2 separate regions of the Homo sapiens genome follow, and region 2 is linked to region 1. A link is a contact called in ENCODE Hi-C or POLR2A ChIA-PET data. All regions are on one chromosome and are shown on one strand. The core of a region is the stretch at or near the end of the contact, and the rest is flanking DNA. Distances in the headings are between cores, read along the strand shown.

The links. Hi-C counts contacts between places; a loop is a spot of excess contacts on that map. ChIA-PET counts read pairs that join two places held with the same protein, here RNA polymerase II (POLR2A). Pooled maps may share reads with other maps.
Region 2: a loop to region 1 is called in a pooled map, with 9 times the contacts of the local background. The contact joins the enhancer-like site here to the promoter of C2orf69 in region 1. A Hi-C loop is called at or near these places in 8 of 50 pooled maps. POLR2A ChIA-PET finds 5 or more read pairs at or near these places in 2 of 52 experiments (CD4-positive, alpha-beta T cell and Caco-2).

Annotation. Positions count from the first base shown.
Region 1 is chr2:199,907,901-199,912,622 of GRCh38, reverse strand. It overlaps C2orf69 (chromosome 2 open reading frame 69), which reads right to left and starts at 1,330. Exons shown (of 2, transcript NM_153689.6): 1 at 852-1,330. The coding sequence starts at 1,184. It overlaps LOC101927687 (a long non-coding RNA gene), which reads left to right and starts at 1,477. Exons shown (of 4, transcript XR_923766.4): 1 at 1,477-1,598; 2 at 3,451-3,520. RefSeq lists an enhancer at 1,009-1,198.
Region 2 is chr2:200,453,282-200,457,990 of GRCh38, reverse strand. The region is part of intron 8 of SPATS2L (spermatogenesis associated serine rich 2 like); the gene reads right to left. The region is part of intron 2 of LOC101927741 (a long non-coding RNA gene); the gene reads left to right. Among named protein-coding and RNA genes, the nearest start is that of KCTD18, 54 kb to the left of the region's middle. Within about 2 kb of position 2,295, at least 4 of the 41 ENCODE cell types and tissues checked have a DNase peak (open chromatin) inside an H3K27ac peak, as active enhancers do.

The sequences.
Region 1 (4,722 bases), core at 81-2,580:
CTAGCTTTACCTGTCTAGAACTTTCTATGATGATGGATTATTTTCTATGATAATGCTATATATCTGTGCTGTCCAATACAGCACACGCAAGCCATCTGTAGCTACTGAGCACTTGAAATGCAGCTAATATGAATAACTGGATTTTTAGTTTTATTTAATTTTAATTAATTCAGATAGCCATATATGGCTAATGGCTACCATATTAGATAATGCAACGTTAGATTAAGACCCAGTTTTCAGGGCAACATAACCACGGATATTTACCTGCAGCTATAAAATAATAAACATAACATGCAAAAGCAAAAGTACAAAAGAGGTGAGCATCAAAACATTGACATGCTTAATAATTATTGTCCCTTTTCTTCCACCCATCCCCACTCTTTTTTAGGGTTACTGGATGTCATACCTTTGTAATGTTTGTTTGGTTTTTAATTACTGCCACCGTTTTCTAAACACTACGTGCTAACTTAATTTGAAAGCCATCGCTCTGTCCCCTGCCCAACACACACACACGGTCCTCTGAGAAACCAAATTATAGAATAAATATACAAGATGCGTGTCACTCCCTGTCTCAAATTCCGCCTCTTGGAAACCTGGACCGACAGCTGGCTCTTTCGAGATCGTAGCCCTCGTCGGACACCTTCCCCATGGGGTTCTATGGACAAAGGGCGCCAAGGGCGTGGAAGGCACGGTTTTGGATTTCGTGGAGTAGAGGAAGAGCCACCCTCAGTGAATGTGTGGGTGTGTTCAGGCAAGGAAAGGAACCAGGCAGCAGCCACGAGGGAAGAATCAGTGACCGCGTACGTATACACGAGAGGAAGGAACAGATACCCAGGCAGGCCCCGAGTTACCTGCACATCCCCAGGGAAATAGAGGACGTGATGCTGGGGCGGCGGCTGCGGCTCCTCCTTCGCTGGGTCCCCGGGGAGGTCCTGCCGCTCCAGTCCCTCCCCGGCCGCCGCCAACAGGAGCAATTCGTTGCTGCGCTGCGGATCGGCTCCAGGCACGGTGGAAAGCTGCAGGCACTGACGGCGGCGCACCTCGGCCGAGAGGGAGCATCGCGCGCCGCCGCTGCCGCCCGGGTTCATGGTTCTGGCCTGAGAGCAGGACGAGGCGTTTCCGATTCCGAGCTGCGGCAGCAGGAGCAGCAACGGCGGCGACCGCAGGAGCCTGAACCCCCACATGGGTCGCCGCCGCGAGAGCGGTTCGGAGGTGGAGGGTGGCGGAGGGGTTCCTGAGGGAGGGACTTCAGCAGGCGGCTCAGCCGGCGGCTCAACGGTCGGCGGCCGCGGCCCGGCCGGGAGCCGGCGCTGAGGCGACGACGTCAGAGGCCGACGTCCGCGCGCAGCGTGCGTAAGGAAAGGAAGGGAGGGGTGTGGGCGAAATCGGTCTTGGGATCCCGGAGAAGACGGTGGGCGTGGCTTGAGGAAGGGCGTTTGTGATTGGTGGGTTCTGCCGCGGCCGGGAAGTTCGAACAGAAGTCTGGGGAAGAGCCGGCGAAGAGCAAAGAGATAATACAGTACTCCCAGCTATAGCAAGCGGCAGTTATGGAGCATGCGCAGCAGCAGGGGCGGCCGCAGGTCGCCGTTCAATAATACGTAATGTATAGACTTTTGAGTATACGAAGCTCCCTGTTTCTCTAGGTTCACCTGAGATTTATCTGGTCTTTCAGGGCTTAAAAGGGAGACATTCCCAAAGAAGATTCCGTGGGAAGTCTCCTACAAGCCCCGAAGGAAGGGAATCTCTCTCCTCATACCTTGAGTTTCCTGAGTACAATTATTATAGATATACGAAGATCTCTGTGCTCATGGAGAATTTGTGGTTAGATATGAAGCTAATTCATCTCTGTTTGGGAACAGGGTACATGATCTAGGACAGGAAAAAAACGGGGCGAGGCAGTACGCTTTACTTGGTGTTTTGCTATTTGGAGGTTTTCAAAAACTAAACAGTGTAGGAAAGTCATGTGTGTCCAGCAACTATCTGTGGCCAGTTGAGTAGGAATAAGATTTGGCGAAATGTATGCTCAGGCCTGTACTCCCAGCACTGTGGGAGGCCGAGGCGGAGGATCACTTGAGTCCAGCAGTTTGAAACCAGCCTGGGCAACATAGGGAGGCCTTGTCTCTACTAAATTTTTTTTTTTAATTAGCCGGGCGTGGTGGTGCATGCCTATAGTCCAAGCTACTGGGAGGGCTGAGATGGGAGATTGGATCGCTTGAGCCCAGGAGTTGTATGCTGCAATGAGTTGTGATCCCACCACTGCACTCCAGCCTGGGCAACAGAAGCAGACCCTGTCTCAAAAAATAAACCAAAAACAAACAAAACAGGGAAATGTGTGCGAGCGAGGATGAGATCCAAGTACTTGTGAGACAAAGCACTGTAAAGAGAATAATTAATGAAAATTACAAAAAACTACAGCCAACATTTGTTGAGGGTTTACTATAGGCCAGAAATCTAAGCACTTTATATATAATTGTTCGGAGTTTATATATGTGTATTTAAGCACACATACTGTTTTCTTTGGTCTACATATGCAAATAATAACAAATGGCTTGGAGTAGGAACATAAATGAGCAAATGATAAAATATGATTTATATATATGTATAGACTTGGTGACTTAGTATGCTAACCTACTCTGGTCTAAATTGTTGCATTCCATCTGACATCAAAATATTGTTATCAATCAAAAATTATTCAATTAATTACTAAGGAAATCTGCCGCTTTCTAAAATAACTGGTTAAAAACAAGTAGAGGTTAGTTATACAATAATTAGTATATAATGACATTTAGGCAACCTGACGTCACTCTGTTTTGCCAATTGCAAACATGTTACTTTCCATTGTTAGATAGAGGATTGCTGAAATGTTATCTAAAAGTCCAAACATGTACATGAATTGCAAATGCAGCTTTTGATTTGTGGTCTTGTTTTTAGCTTGACCTTATAATGAAATCTATTTTTATTTTTAAGTTTATTTTTTTAAGACAAGATCTTGCTTTGTCACCCAGGCTGGAGTGCAGTGGCACAATCTCGGCTCACTGCAATCTCTGCCCCCCAGATTCAAGCGATTCACTTGCCTCAGCCTCCCTAGTAGCTGAGATCACAGGCATGTGCCACCACGCCCGGCTAATTTTTGTATTTTTTTAATAGAGACAGGGTTTCTCCATGTTGACCATGCTGGTTGCGAACTCCTTACTTCAGGTGATCTACCCGCCTCGGCCTCCCAAAGTGCTGGGATTACAGGCAGGAGCCACCATGCCCTGCCTTAATGAAATCTATTCTTATTGAAGAGAGTGGAGAATGTGTTTTATAAGGAAAATTGTAGCAAATATTAAATGCCACAAAGTTGTCTCAGTATCGCTAAGATAATTAAGGTCTTTGAGAAATACAAGTAAGAATTTAAAGAGTAGAGTAAAGAAACAGACTAAAGTAAGCACAAATGTTTCCTTACAGTCAAGGGATTTGTACAGCCCTGTAGGAGACACCTCCAGAGAAAGTAACAGCTCTCAATTGATTAGCTGAGGTATGTATGTCATTTATGGCAAGTCATTGCCGTTGCAATTCCTTCTCACAGGTCCCCTTGATATTACTGTAATACCTGTTTTCTGTCTCCATCCCCTCTGTCTTCTAGGAGACCGATTTTGTAAATCACTACTTTTCTAACAACACTGGCACAGATGGCCAAGCATTCTCCCTTTTCTCAGAGCTGGTTTTCCATCCCGGAAAGAGGTCTTACATATACAAAGTTACTCTAATCAGTTGTGTGAGTTTTCTCTTCTCTAACTGATAGGGTTCTGCACAGGGATTATATTAATGCTTATAGTGTCCAAAAGGCTATAGCTCACCTCTGGACTCTTGAGAGTTCTCAAGGGATCCTGCTGAGCTCTCAGACCTTTTTAATGCTATTCAATATAATAGAAAAGTTGCAAAATTGGAAGGAATCTGAGAAAGGCTAATTTACAATGGAAAGGACAGCATTAAAAGGCACAAACTCCAATATCTACAGGGGCCAGGTCTATATTATAAATAGTAAAATTGGCCACAAATAAACAATAGGGAATGTAAACACTGGCAAACTAGAGAGATGTCATATTTGAAGAAGGCAGTCACTATTCACTGCTAGCCAGTTGTAAAATGAAGGCAACATTTTGCCAAACCTTCAAACTTGTTAAGAGATTTCTCGACACAAATCAGATACAGATTTTTATGTTTCATTTGCCAACTTGTAAATGTTGACAACTAATTAAATTTGCTTGTAAAACACCGTATTAAATTAAATGCACACATAGGCCATATTTGGCCTAGGGGCCACAAATGTGCAGCTTCTCTACTGAAAGGTGAAATGGGTGGATACAGGAAGGCAGGAGATGGGGGAAAAAAATAGACAAGACAAAAAAGTCCGGGCACAGTGGCTCACACCTGTAATCTCAGCACTTTGGGAGGCCGAGGCAGGCGGATCACTTGAGGTCAGGAGTTCGAGACCAGCCTGGCCAACATGGTGAAACCCTGTCTCTACTAAAAATACAAAAATTAGCCAAACATGGTGGTGGGCACCTGTAATCCCAGCTACTCGGGAGGCTGAGGCAGGAGAATCACTTGAACCCGGGAGGCGGAGGTTGCAGTGAGCCAAAATTGAGCCACTGAACTCTATCCTGGGCAACACCGTAAGAGTCTGTCTTTAAAAAAAAAAAAAAAAAAGCGGGGGGGTGGGGGTGGGCGAGCAGC
Region 2 (4,709 bases), core at 1,046-3,545, 540 kb before region 1:
GCTTCAAAACACTGTTATCATCTTTATTACTCTCAGATTGTTCCATCACATGGACTTTTTCTTCTCCATCAGATGTACTTTTGCAATTTAAAGTGTGTTGAAAATTTACTTCCTCTGAAAAATTTTGCAGTATTTGTCAAAGTAAGAAGTGACTTCTGGAATATATCCATAGCAGTTTAGGGGCTCCTCAAGTAGACTGTGCAACCTAAATACTTGAAGAGTAAAGGACTGTGTGCTGAGGAACTCAGCTCTTCCCAACCAGGAAATCCTAGTGGAAAGGACTAATTGCACAGTGCATGGCATGTTCTCCAGAACTGGGCTCTAAGCCTAGTCCCTCAACTGCAGACAACATCAGCCAGCCCCATGACACACATGGCTTACGGTCACTGGATATGATCACTTTGGTGTAACCAACATATCAGGACGCCTGTCCCTTACCTATTGACATTACATAGGTATGTCAGTGTGTTTTAAATATAGGAAATGCATGATACAGAAAGGTGTACAGTGAGAAGGAACTCTTTATCCCATCTCTGCCCCAACTTACTCAGTTCCCCTCCTTGGAGGTCTCCAATGTGACAAGTTCTTGCATTTCCAGAGACTGTCTATGTAATCAACCAGCATATATTCAGTAATTGTATGAAATGCCGGGTTGAGTCAATAGGCTTTGTGCTCCTGTGATTATGAGCTTCTCTGCCAAGTTCACAAACATAGCCATGACAGAGGCATCTGTGTGTGTGTGTGTGTGTGTGTGTGTGTGTGTGTGTATGTATGTTTTCATTATTTACAACCTTCTTAGAGAGGGGCACTGCTACCTTACTTTAGGGAAACAAAGACTGTTCGAGACAAGCTGTTGGGGAGATATGGGGAGAATCTACAGATGTGGAGCCAGAAGCCCAAACTACAAATATATGGTTAAGCTACTCTGCTTGAGGACATGTTTTGAATTTTTATCCCTTACAGAAAGGGAAGAGAGAAGACAGAAAACTCAGCACGACGACATTCTTTGTGGGAGAGCTGAGAAGGATGTGAGAGGACCTGCCAGGACTCATTGGGGAAATAGTGAAAAGCAGATAGAGAGGAAAGAAAATGACGATGGCAAGAAGAAGCAATTAGGATTCCCTTCCCTGAATCAACTAGAAGGCTTTATAAATAGAGTCCCTGGGTTTAGAGAGCATGCCCAGCACACACTAAGGGAAATACTGCTGCATGTGACACAAGACTGGCATGTCCTCAGATGCCCAGTGGAGGGGAGAGGAGCAGACTGCAGGCAAAGCAGAGGTCCTGGAGGCTTGGGAATCCTCCCACTTGTGTGTGGGGTTGGTGGAATGGTGGTGTGTGCAAGGGCCTTTGCTAATTTCTTTATCAGCTACAAGACCATCGTAACACTTTTGTTGATCAAATTTGTTAACATAATTTTGTGCCCAGAGAATTTACAAGATGGACATTTGGGGTACAATACTTGTCCCCGGGTCTAACACATATTAAACAAAGCTGGGCATTTATATACAATGGTTAGTTCAGACCTTCTGGGCTAGCAACAGGAGGGAAGAGGGTTTACACAATAAATTGTTAATCTGCTTAATGCACACCCTTGAGGATGTGAAAGAGCCTGTGAAGTTGGCATCAAACCAGGCTTCCGTTTCTCTGGGTATTTCCATAGAAGATTGTCTGCAAGCATCGTAGTAATTCAAGCTCTGCTATCTATGGGTGGCTGCTTTCAAAACTCATGTGCACAAAGGCAAGTCAGTGATCTCTGCTGACTCAGGACCCAGCTTGGAGCTGATGAACTGATGCAAACCAAGATCAGGGGCCAGCCCAGGGCAGATAAACCCGGCCTGCCCTTGAGAATCTCAATGTGTAGACCTGAGAGTTCCTTGAGTTTTGCTTTCCAGGCAGTAGGCTTGTCAAGGGAAGAATAATGGTGGGAAGTGGATGTGGAGGAAGTAGTAAAGCCAGCCTGTCCTTTGGCAGGCTGTCAGACAGTGAGGAGCCAGCCTTACATCAAGCGAGTGCCAGACTAAAAGAAGGTCAGAGAGGAAAGACCATGCCTAAATCCTTCTAAATGCCCACAAAGCCTGGGGTGTCTGGGTGTGTCACATCCAGTTTTGGGAGTAATTTCATCGGTGCCATTTCCATGTTCTGTGGAATCTTCTTAGAGGTACCAGGACAGAGACAGACACGTATGGGTGGTCAAGTGTGGCTTGACAACTCTGCAGGCTGGATAGGACAGAGGGCACTTGGCAAAGCCCTGGTATGGAGTTACCAGATATGGAGGGAGGAGCGAGTCCCTTGGAGAGGAATGACATTAGGGAGTTGATGAGTCACAGAAGAATCAGAGACAGTATCATCAACCACATTCCTACTGTGGAAGCTGCAAGGTCACACACTTGCTTTCGAGGTACACCTCTGCAGACACATATCAGCCCTCAGTTGCCTCGAAATGTGAGCTGATCACTTTCTGAGTGCAGATGGTGGGCCAGGCACATTAGGTAGAGTGCCAGTGCCTTCCTGGAATGATCTCATCTAAGCTTCCTGACATCCCAGGAGGAGCAAGCCTGGCTTTCTCCTTGCCACAGGGGCTTGAAACAAGCCCTTCCCTCTACCTTGAAGACAACTCTTCTGCTTAACCTTGCTTCTCTTCATCTAATCAGCTCTGAGTCCTCCTTCAGGTCTTTGCTTAATCGTCACTTCCTTAGAGAGCTCTGACTAAGTTTTTAAAAACTTCTGTTCAATTTCATGATCTTAGACTTATTATGGGTTGCTCAATAAAAATTTCTTGATAGTGATGAATATAAGGGAAGACAACATATTCATTTTTCTGTGGCATAACAATAATGAAACTTACTAGTACATTGTGGTGCTTGCATATACATCACATTTATGCAAAACTTTTGGTCACTGACAGAATTTAATCATTGGAGACATAAGCTTATGAGTAAAGGTGTCATGATACTCACCAAACACACAAGGTTTGGCTGAGTCAAAACAGGCAGTTTGCAAACTATGGTGGTTTAATTACTGAAATTTGTTCTCCCACCACTGATCATCTGAAATGCTAAGTTCTGAATGTTTTTGCTTTTCAACAGTGATCCTGAGTACTTGACAGAAATACATAACTCTTTAATTGGCTTTCCACTGGCCACTAAAAGTTTTCTAAATGGTTGGGTAAAGCCCTCTGGAGGGCACCAGGCACGTCAAACGTGTTCTACATAAACAGAGTTCCCGTAAAATCCACGCGGACCTCACATGTTTCAGATGTGCCCTTTCTCCTTCTAAAAACACATCTTCTCATTTTAGCCAAACTGCCTGGATAGTAAAATTTTATTTTGTTGCCATAAAAAAGCTTTTATTATCAAAGCAATAAGGTGTAAGGAGGAGATTACCATGGCAAAGACTTTACAGTTTATTATATAGTTAATCACAGAGATAAAGTGTCATTTTATAAAAATGTTTCCACTGTCTTGATTCCTTTCTATAGAGCACTGATAATAACAATAATGAAAAGAATCAGAAAGCCTCGTTAGTAGTAATAGATTTATCATTTTCTCCCCTGTGAAAGGCTCTTTAAATTTGGAGATGGAGGCATTGAGTGACAAAATTGATTCATTTGGAAGCTTGGGTGAGTCATGTCAGGCCTAGTGTTCTTCAAATACAAAGATGCCACCATAGAGAGGCAGCCACAGGACCATCAATGTAGTTGATAAGCTGGAGAGCAGAACCTGCTGGTAGATACCGAGGAATGAAAGCAGAATTTCAAAGGGGAGGTGAAGAACTCAATCTGTAACAACAGCCAGAGTTAGATGTTAAAGATTTAAAACCAGGCCACATTCCATCTTCCATGCATTTGCCTCAGGGAGACTAGAGTGAGAGGAATTGCCGGGGACCATCTGATCCCAGACAATTTTGCTGCAGAACCTTCTTGTGGGGAAAGTACTTCAGCTGGAGCTTAACTCATCATTCGCCAAGCCAACAATTGCAGAATGGGAGCATGGGGAGGGAGGCAGGCCCAGCAGGAGGCGCATGCAGTAGAAAGAGAAGGTGGGAACTGCTGGAGAGAAAGGATGCTATGAATGCTAATGAATATTTCAGCCTTCCTGGCCTCTACCAAATAGCATAAAGCATGCCAAAGACTGATAAGCCCTACAGCCAGGCTTCCCTGCATAAAGAATTTCCATTTCTTTCACTAAAAAGAAAAGAGTGGTATAAAAACATCTCCCTCCACTGTGGGCTCTGCCGCTTCTTAATGCAAAGGAATAAGAACTGTGACCAACGGTTCTAACATCCCCTGAGAGGGATGTCAGCTGGGCTGATAGCCTAGTAGTGCCCACTGACCACCACGTGGGCCTTGAGCTGGCAAGCTACAGTTGCCCCGTACTAGCTAGCACTGAGCATCTGTGTCCCTTCCCTTAAATTTTGCCCACTAGTTGCAAGGCAGGAAAACTTCCTTTATACATTTAAGGCCTAATGTACTGTTCCCATGAGTACCATTTCTGGTCCAACTCCCCAAGTATTACCAGCAATTATTGGGCCCAGGGCAAAGCTAGTCAGGGGTTTCAGCTCACCAATTTCTCAATTGCAATTTCTCAATTTCTTTGTTGCAGCTGTCAACAAAGATGCTTCCCTGGCTTGACAGCCACAAATGCAGAAAGACCGTACGGTTCTTTATTCCCAGGGTCAGGAGGCCTGGCAGCCCTAACTGTAAAGGG